Linked DNA regions of Homo sapiens: region 2 is linked to region 1. Evidence: chromatin contacts called from ENCODE Hi-C or POLR2A ChIA-PET data. All regions are on one chromosome and are shown on one strand. The core of a region is the stretch at or near the end of the contact, and the rest is flanking DNA. Distances in the headings are between cores, read along the strand shown. Region 1 overlaps GARRE1 (granule associated Rac and RHOG effector 1). Region 2 overlaps GARRE1 (granule associated Rac and RHOG effector 1).

What was found. Hi-C counts contacts between places; a loop is a spot of excess contacts on that map. ChIA-PET counts read pairs that join two places held with the same protein, here RNA polymerase II (POLR2A). Pooled maps may share reads with other maps.
Region 2: a map of CD4-positive, alpha-beta T cell shows a loop between it and region 1 (5-fold over the local background). The contact joins two enhancer-like sites. A Hi-C loop is called at or near these places in 24 of 168 maps with a recorded cell type or tissue (B cell, CD4-positive, alpha-beta T cell, CD4-positive, alpha-beta memory T cell and 15 more), 12 of 37 single-sample maps with no recorded cell type and 23 of 50 pooled maps. POLR2A ChIA-PET finds 5 or more read pairs at or near these places in 21 of 52 experiments (A673, AG04450, B cell and 16 more).

What each region holds. Positions count from the first base shown.
Region 1 is chr19:34,268,289-34,271,744 of GRCh38, reverse strand. All of the region lies in intron 1 of GARRE1 (granule associated Rac and RHOG effector 1), which reads right to left. Among named protein-coding and RNA genes, the nearest start is that of GARRE1, 15 kb to the right of the region's middle. RefSeq lists an enhancer at 929-1,629. Within about 2 kb of position 1,609, at least 35 of the 41 ENCODE cell types and tissues checked have a DNase peak (open chromatin) inside an H3K27ac peak, as active enhancers do; they include B cell, CD4-positive, alpha-beta T cell, CD8-positive, alpha-beta T cell and 1 more, where a contact is called at or near this core.
Region 2 is chr19:34,308,833-34,312,543 of GRCh38, reverse strand. The region is part of intron 2 of GARRE1 (granule associated Rac and RHOG effector 1); the gene reads right to left. Among named protein-coding and RNA genes, the nearest start is that of GPI, 55 kb to the left of the region's middle. RefSeq lists an enhancer at 1,555-2,054. Within about 2 kb of position 2,188, at least 12 of the 41 ENCODE cell types and tissues checked have a DNase peak (open chromatin) inside an H3K27ac peak, as active enhancers do; they include B cell, CD4-positive, alpha-beta T cell, CD8-positive, alpha-beta T cell and 1 more, where a contact is called at or near this core.

The DNA.
Region 1 (3,456 bases), core at 360-2,859:
ACCTCAGCCTCCTAAGTAGCTCAGCTAATTTTTATTTTTTGATTTTTTGTAGAGATGGGGTCTCTCTACATTGCCCAGGCTGGTCTCAAACTCCTGGGCTCAAGCAATCCTTCTGCCTCGGCTCCCAAAATGCTGGTACTACAGACATGAGCCACCGCGCCCAGCTCCTAGTTCTTTCAATGAAAGTGCACAGAAGGGGCCGGGCGTGGTGGCTCACACCTGTAATCCCAGCACTCTGGAAGGCCGAGGCGGGTGGATGACGAGGTCAGGAGATCGAGACCAGCCTGGCCAACATGGTGAAACCCTGTCTCTACTAAAAATACAAAAAGTTAGTTGGGTGTGGTGGCACACACCTGTAGTCCCAGCTACTAGGGAGGCTGAGACAGGAGAATCGCTTGAACCCGGGAGACAGAGGTTGCAGTGAGCCAAGATCACGCCACAGCACTCTAGCCTGGGCAACAGAGTGAGACTTCATCTAAAAAAAAAAAAAAAAAAAAAAGAAAGTGCACAGAAGGTATACCTGAACACTAGCTGAAGCTGATAGAGCACAGCATACTCTAAGTAGCAAACTAAGAATTATGAGAATGTCAGATATGAAAATAGAAACTAACAAATGGCTTTAATCCCAGGGAACCAAACATTCTACTTTATTCCATTTTATAAGTTAGTAATTAGTAATTCAATTCTTTAACACAGTGGTTCTCAACAAGTGGGGAAAAGTATAATTTTGTGTCCTTCTCTGCCCTACCAACATCTGGCAATGTCTAGAGATGTTTTGGTTGTCACCCTGGGCAAGTGCTAGTGGGTAGCATCCAGTGGGTAGAGGCCAGAAGTGCTGCTGAACATCCCATAATGCACAAGACAGCCCCTACAAAGAATTATCTACCCCAAAATGTCAACAGTGCAGCTCTTAAGAATCTCCGATAAACTAATGCTTTGAGCACCTTCCATATTCAAGTTAACTAATGTATAACAAGTTACTTCTTTCTGGGGAGATGATACAAACTTTCTCCATAAATTAAGCTATAACGGGTCCATAAGCTAAGAAGAGGCATCATCAAAAAAGAGACTGATAAATGCTAAATAAGTCGTTTAGAAAACAAATGCCATGGGTTCAGAGGAAGGAGGGTGCCATAGAGGCTGAGGCCCCCCTCAAAGATCTGAGAGAGCAGACTAGGCTCCTCAGCTCACTTCAAGCTGCCAGTCAAGGCCCTCTAGAGAGTAACCAGAATCCACCTCCCTATCCTTACCTGCAACAGGGCCTGTCCCTTCAACTTAACCTTCCCTCAAGCTGCAGAGGCCACAGGGCCACGACATTCCACCCACATTGTTACTGCTGAAAAAAGCCCTCACTTCCTTCACAAAAGTGCTGTCCTCCAACTAAACAGCAACCCCTGTCTCCACCCACAAGGCTGAGGACATGATGTCACCTCAACCCAATCACAAAATCATGTTCCTATGACTCCTAGAGGAAGAAGGTAGTGAAAAGATTAAGGTGGAAAATGCCTTAAATGGCTCAGGCCCTGAGGCCTTGTCCTCTGCCACCTAAAATCACTGCTTAGCAGCAGCCAGCCAGGAGCCGCCTCATTTCCTGTGCAACTGCGGTAAAAATAGGAAGTGGGGGAGGAAGTTCACAAAGCAGAAACAAAAGTAATCACTGCCTAGCTTCCTGAACACAAATCACCGAGCAGGGAGGGTATCATTAAAACATCAGAAGAGAAAGGCGGGCATGGAGAGCAAGGCCAGAGGAAAAGAAGTGACACTTTGGGGTGGGGTCCACCAAGCCCAGACTATTTCTGTGCCTGAGACACTGCTCCAAAAGGAAAACTGGACAAAACTGGACACTAGCCTATTCTACAGAAATGGCTTCCATGGAATTAATACTAAAGCATGTTCACTTGAAGACATGCAAAAACTGAACTGTTCTAGCAGAGTAAAAAATATCAATGAAAAGGTTTTAAGGAGGCCAAGATTAAACTATTTTTCTAGTCAAGAGGTAGCTACTAAAACAAAACAAAGGTCAGGTCTGGTGGCTCACACTGTAATCCTAACACTTCAGACGGCCAAGGCAGGAGGATCACTTGGGCCCAGGTGTTCATGGTTGCAGTGAGCTATGATCATGCCACTGCACTCCAGCCTGGGTAACACAGCAAGGGCCTCTCTCAAAATAAATAAATAAATACATAAATAGAAATAAATTTTAAAAACAAAACAAAAGAGCTACTATATAATTGATTGGTTGACAAAATCCGAAGCCCATGTTATCCTATACTGAGCTATGAAAACTCAGGCGGATAGGAAAAAAACTACTGAATAAACATTCTAATCAGTGCCAGAATCTATCACAAGTAAAAATAAAGAGGCTTCTACAACCATCCCCACCCCCAACACGGGTCAACCCTGTGAGGCTCCAGGCACCCAGGATGCAGTGGGAAAGGAGACAGATGCAGCACCGGCTCGCTACCAATCTCATGTGGGAACAACCTGCTTCCACGTGGTGATCCATGACCGCCTCTGGTACTGACATTTGCTCTGTAACAATTTACCACCACAAACCATGGCGTTCCTCTATGAAGCCAAAGCAACTTATCATTAGCGGTTCTGAAGAGCTTTTATATTTGGTAATCTACAAACAACTGATCATTTCATTTAAGCAGAAGAACAACTTTTCTAACCGCAAGGTCAACAGAGCCAAAATTTACTTTCAAAATAACAGAGGTTTTAAAAAAATAGGTCAAATGTGCTAAGTAGTAATATAGATAAAGAACAGGCTTAATTTTGTTTCATTTGAGGGGTGGCTTGTTGTTTTTGCTTTTATTTTTGGTGGGGAAGGAACAGGAAGATCAATGCGTAACTTTTTTTAAACAGTCACTACGTTAATAAGTAAAAAAGTAAATGAAACGGGTAGTAATCACCACATATTCAATTTCTTTTTTCTTTCTTCTTTTAAGAGACGGAGTCTCACTGTGTTGCCCAGGCCAGTCTCAAACTCCTGGACTCAAGCAACCCTCCCACCTCGACCTCCCAAAGTGCTGGGATTACAGGTGTGAGTCACTATACCTGGCCTCAATTTCATACAAAGAAAAATAGTGAACATTTAATGAAAAAAAAAAATCCAGTATTACTTGGTCCTGATGAGGACAGACCTAGCTGTCTGTCTGATTTTCTGGTAACAAATGGACTTAACTGTACTCTAAGACTGTTGTTTTAGTCTTCTTATGAAGTCAAAAGCTCACTCTCAAAACCTGCTGCCATCAAAACAAAACAAAACTAGTATTAGAACTCTTGAAGGAATTCTATTACAGGAACACTGTGAGCCAAAAAAAAAATCTTTGTTAAACAGAGATCTTCAAAGGAAGAAGAAACAACGAAAAAAGGGGCAAATCCCCGCCAAGGAAAGTTTTGTCTACAAACACATACAAACCACCACCTATCACCAAAGGATGAACAAAGCTG
Region 2 (3,711 bases), core at 939-3,438, 40 kb before region 1:
TTCTATGATTCCATTTATACGAGGTTCCTAGAGTAGTCAAATTTATAGAGGTAGAAAGAATGTTCGTTGCCAGGAGCTGGGAGGAGAGGGCAACCAGGAGTTATTGTTGAGCAGGTACAGAGTTTCAGTTTGGGAAGATAAGAAAGTTCTAGAGATGGATGATGGTGATGCTTGCACAACAATGTAAGTGTACTTAATACTACTGAACACTTAACAATGGTTAAAATGGCAAAATTTATGTTACATATATTTTACCACAGTAAAAATACACATAACTACTTCTAGTCACGTCTGCTACCCTTCTATTCCAAACTACTATCATCCCTCATTTAGACTGCTCTAATAGCCCCTTAACTAGTCTTCCTGCTTCCACTTAATTAGAATCAGGTTTATCTACATATAACAAAACAAAAACAAAAACAGAAACAGGCCAGGCATGGTGGCTCACACCTGTAATCCCAGCACTTTAGGAGGCCCAGACAGGAGGATCGCTTAAGCCCAGGAGTTTGAGACCAGCCTGGGCAACACAGTGAGACTCCATCTCTACAGTAAAAATAAAAATAATAATAATAATTTTTAATTAAAAAAAAATCAAACCCAAAACCAATACAGTGGCTTAAATAAGAACTATGTTGCCGGGTGTGGTGGCTCATGCCTGTAATCCCAGCACTTTGGGAGGCCAGGGCAGGGGGATCACCTGAGGTCAGGAGTTTGAGACCAGCCTGACCAACATGGTGAAACCCCATCTCTACTAAAAATGCAAAAATTAGCTGGGTGTGGTGGCACACGCCTGTAATCCCACCTACTTGGGAGGCTGAGGCAGGAGAGTCGCCTAAACCCAGGAGGCAGAGGTTGCAGTGAGCCGAGATCGCACCACTGTACTCCAGCCTGGACAACAAGAGCGAAACTACATCTCAGAGGGGGGAAAAGAAAAAAAAATTATGTTTATTTTTTTCTAAGGTAAAACAAATCCAGAGCAGATGGACCAGGGTTGGAATGGAGACGCCAGGGCATCACAAGGAGCCCACTTCCTAGCTTTCTGCTCGGCACACTCATGCGAGGCTCCTATTTCTAGGTGACTTCACGATTATAAATGGTTAAATGGCCATCAGTCATTCTGCACGCACTGGAGACGGTAGAAAATTGGAGGAGGAGGGAGCACCAATTTCCCCTTAAGGAGATATCCCACTAATCTCATGCAGTACTTCTAGTTACACCGTCATGAACCAGATCTTATTCAAGTGACCACTCCCAGCTTTAAGGAACTAAGAGGTGTAGTCCTTATTCCAGGTACAGTATGGAAAACAAAATGAGAGTTTGTTACTAAGAAAAAATGGCAGCTTGGGCAATGTAATGGAACCCCAACTCTACAAAAAAATACAGTTTAGCTGGGTGTGGTGGCATGCACCTGTAGACCCAGATAGTTGGGAAGCTGAGACAGGAGGATTGCTTGAGCCCAGGAGTTCAGGCTGCAGTGAACTGTGATTGTTCCACTGCACTCCACCCTGGGCAACAAAGTGAAACCCTGTCTTGCGGGGGGGCGGGGGCAGAAAGAAGGTAAAGAAAGAAAGAAGAAAGGAAAAAAGAAAAAAGAGATTGGATATTCAGAGGCAACTACCAGTATCTCCTCACTCTCCCCAGGGCCTACTGGGCTCTCTGCCCTGCCCCTGCTCAGATGCGCTCTCAGTTAGGTAGGAGGTTCTGGTATGAGGGCTGGCCCTGGCACAGTGAGCTGGGTGCGGGGAGAGGAGCAGTTGAAAGTTTTGCCGAATCAACAGACTTCAGGCTATTTTCCATCTGCATCACAGCACTCATCACACCTAGTGCCAGTCTATTTATTTATCTGGCCTACCAGTCCTGGAGTGCTTTTATTGTCCTTGTCATCTGTGCAATGCTTGCAGCTAGCTCATGTGTATTTATCGAGGAGGGTGGGTGGCTCAGCTGGGAGAAGAGGAAGGCAGGCCAGGTGGCTGGGCCTACTCAGGAGGGGCCCTAGTGCGAGCAAGGGTGCTCAGGGGTGCCTCTACATCACGCTATTTCTGATTTCCTGGCTCTGGACATTTCACCATTAGCAGAGGGGCAAGACAGCCTGTTCTCACAGGGGGATGGCCTCTGCCAACAAGCCCCTCTGCACTAGACTGCACTGGCCCGAGGCAGTGGGGAGGCAGCAGACACATAGGACACATAACCCATACATGGGCTGGCCTCAGAAGGACTTCAGGCAAATGCTGTTTTATGGGTGCTCAGGTTCCTGGTTTGTAAAGAGGAGGGAGGCTGCCAGAACAGGCCATTATCCAATCCTGTGAGATCTCCTAAGCTGACTAGAACCAAAAAATTAATTCAGGAAAGCCAGTTCTATCTGAAATTATATTCCATGAACTCTCCTATTTGTTTCCTTCTAATCTGCCCACCAAACCTAATTTTTCTAGCACATCACGCAAGCCTTTTCAGCAACTCAAAATTTTAAATCCTACTCTCTAAAAAGACAGCAACATTGCCATTCAATCACTAGTCCCCAAAATTAGCAACATTTCATTCTTTCCTTGACTCCCACCTGCTGCTGGCCTCCCACTTTCAGAGACGGTCTTTTCTCTGTTCCCATTTTCTCCTTTGATTCACTTTTACTCTCTTCATTTTTTTTGAAGAACACCTGCTTTTCTCTTCATCCCTACACCTTGGGTTTTCTAACTACTCAATAATGCTCCCCTTTCTGTTAGAAGACCACTTCACATGCGAAAAGCCCTCCATGAAATGGAGTTATTTATTGGGTACTCTGATATATTACGTCTTTAATACATTCCTGAATTTCTCTCTCACTTTTTGCAAACTTGGAAAAGGTCCAAACGTACACAAAAGCAGAACATAACAAGCCCCCATGTACCCATCAAAACACTTCAATCCTATGGCCAGGCACAGTGGTTCAAGCCTATAATCCCCGTGTTGTGGGAGGCTGAGGTGGGAGGATCACTTGAGCCCAGGAGTTTGAGACCTGGGCTCACAGCCTGGGCAACACAGCAAGATCCTGTCTCTACAAAAAAATTAAAAGTTTCAATTCCATTAACATTTTGCCATGCTTTTACCATCTATCCTTCCCCATCTTTTTTCTTTTTTTGAAGTAAATCCCAATCAACCAAGACTCAGTATGTGTTCAAGCTTCCCAACTTATCTTTTAAAAATTATGTTTTACATTTGGTTTGAACCTCAACCCCAAAAAGGTAATTTTATTTGGTTGTTATATTGCTTAACTCTTTTAATCTAGAACAGTACATTCTGTGTAATTTCTTTTAATGCTACTGACTTGTTGAACAAATCAGGTCAACTTATTACAGGATATGCCACATTGTGAATTTGTCTGGTTGCCTTCTCGTGGTATTGCATAACTTGCGTCACTACACCCCACATTTCCTGTAGACTGGATTCATTTTAGAAGCTTGATTAGATTATTTCAGGGTTTGTTTTTTTTTTTAAAGAGGGAGAAGTAGAATATTATTAATATTAGATGTGTTGTGCGGTTCTTGCTGCAGCACATCAGGAGACGTGATGACCTGTCTCCATTTCCATGACACTAAGGCTGATCAATGAGATTTGGGTGCGGAAGGCCTGATTCTCCCAAATGCGGTTCCTCAGCAACCTTCCAACAAATGGTTTCATCCTCCACTGTTGGCCACTGGTTGAGTCACCGAATTGATCACAGTCTGCAAAGTGGAGATT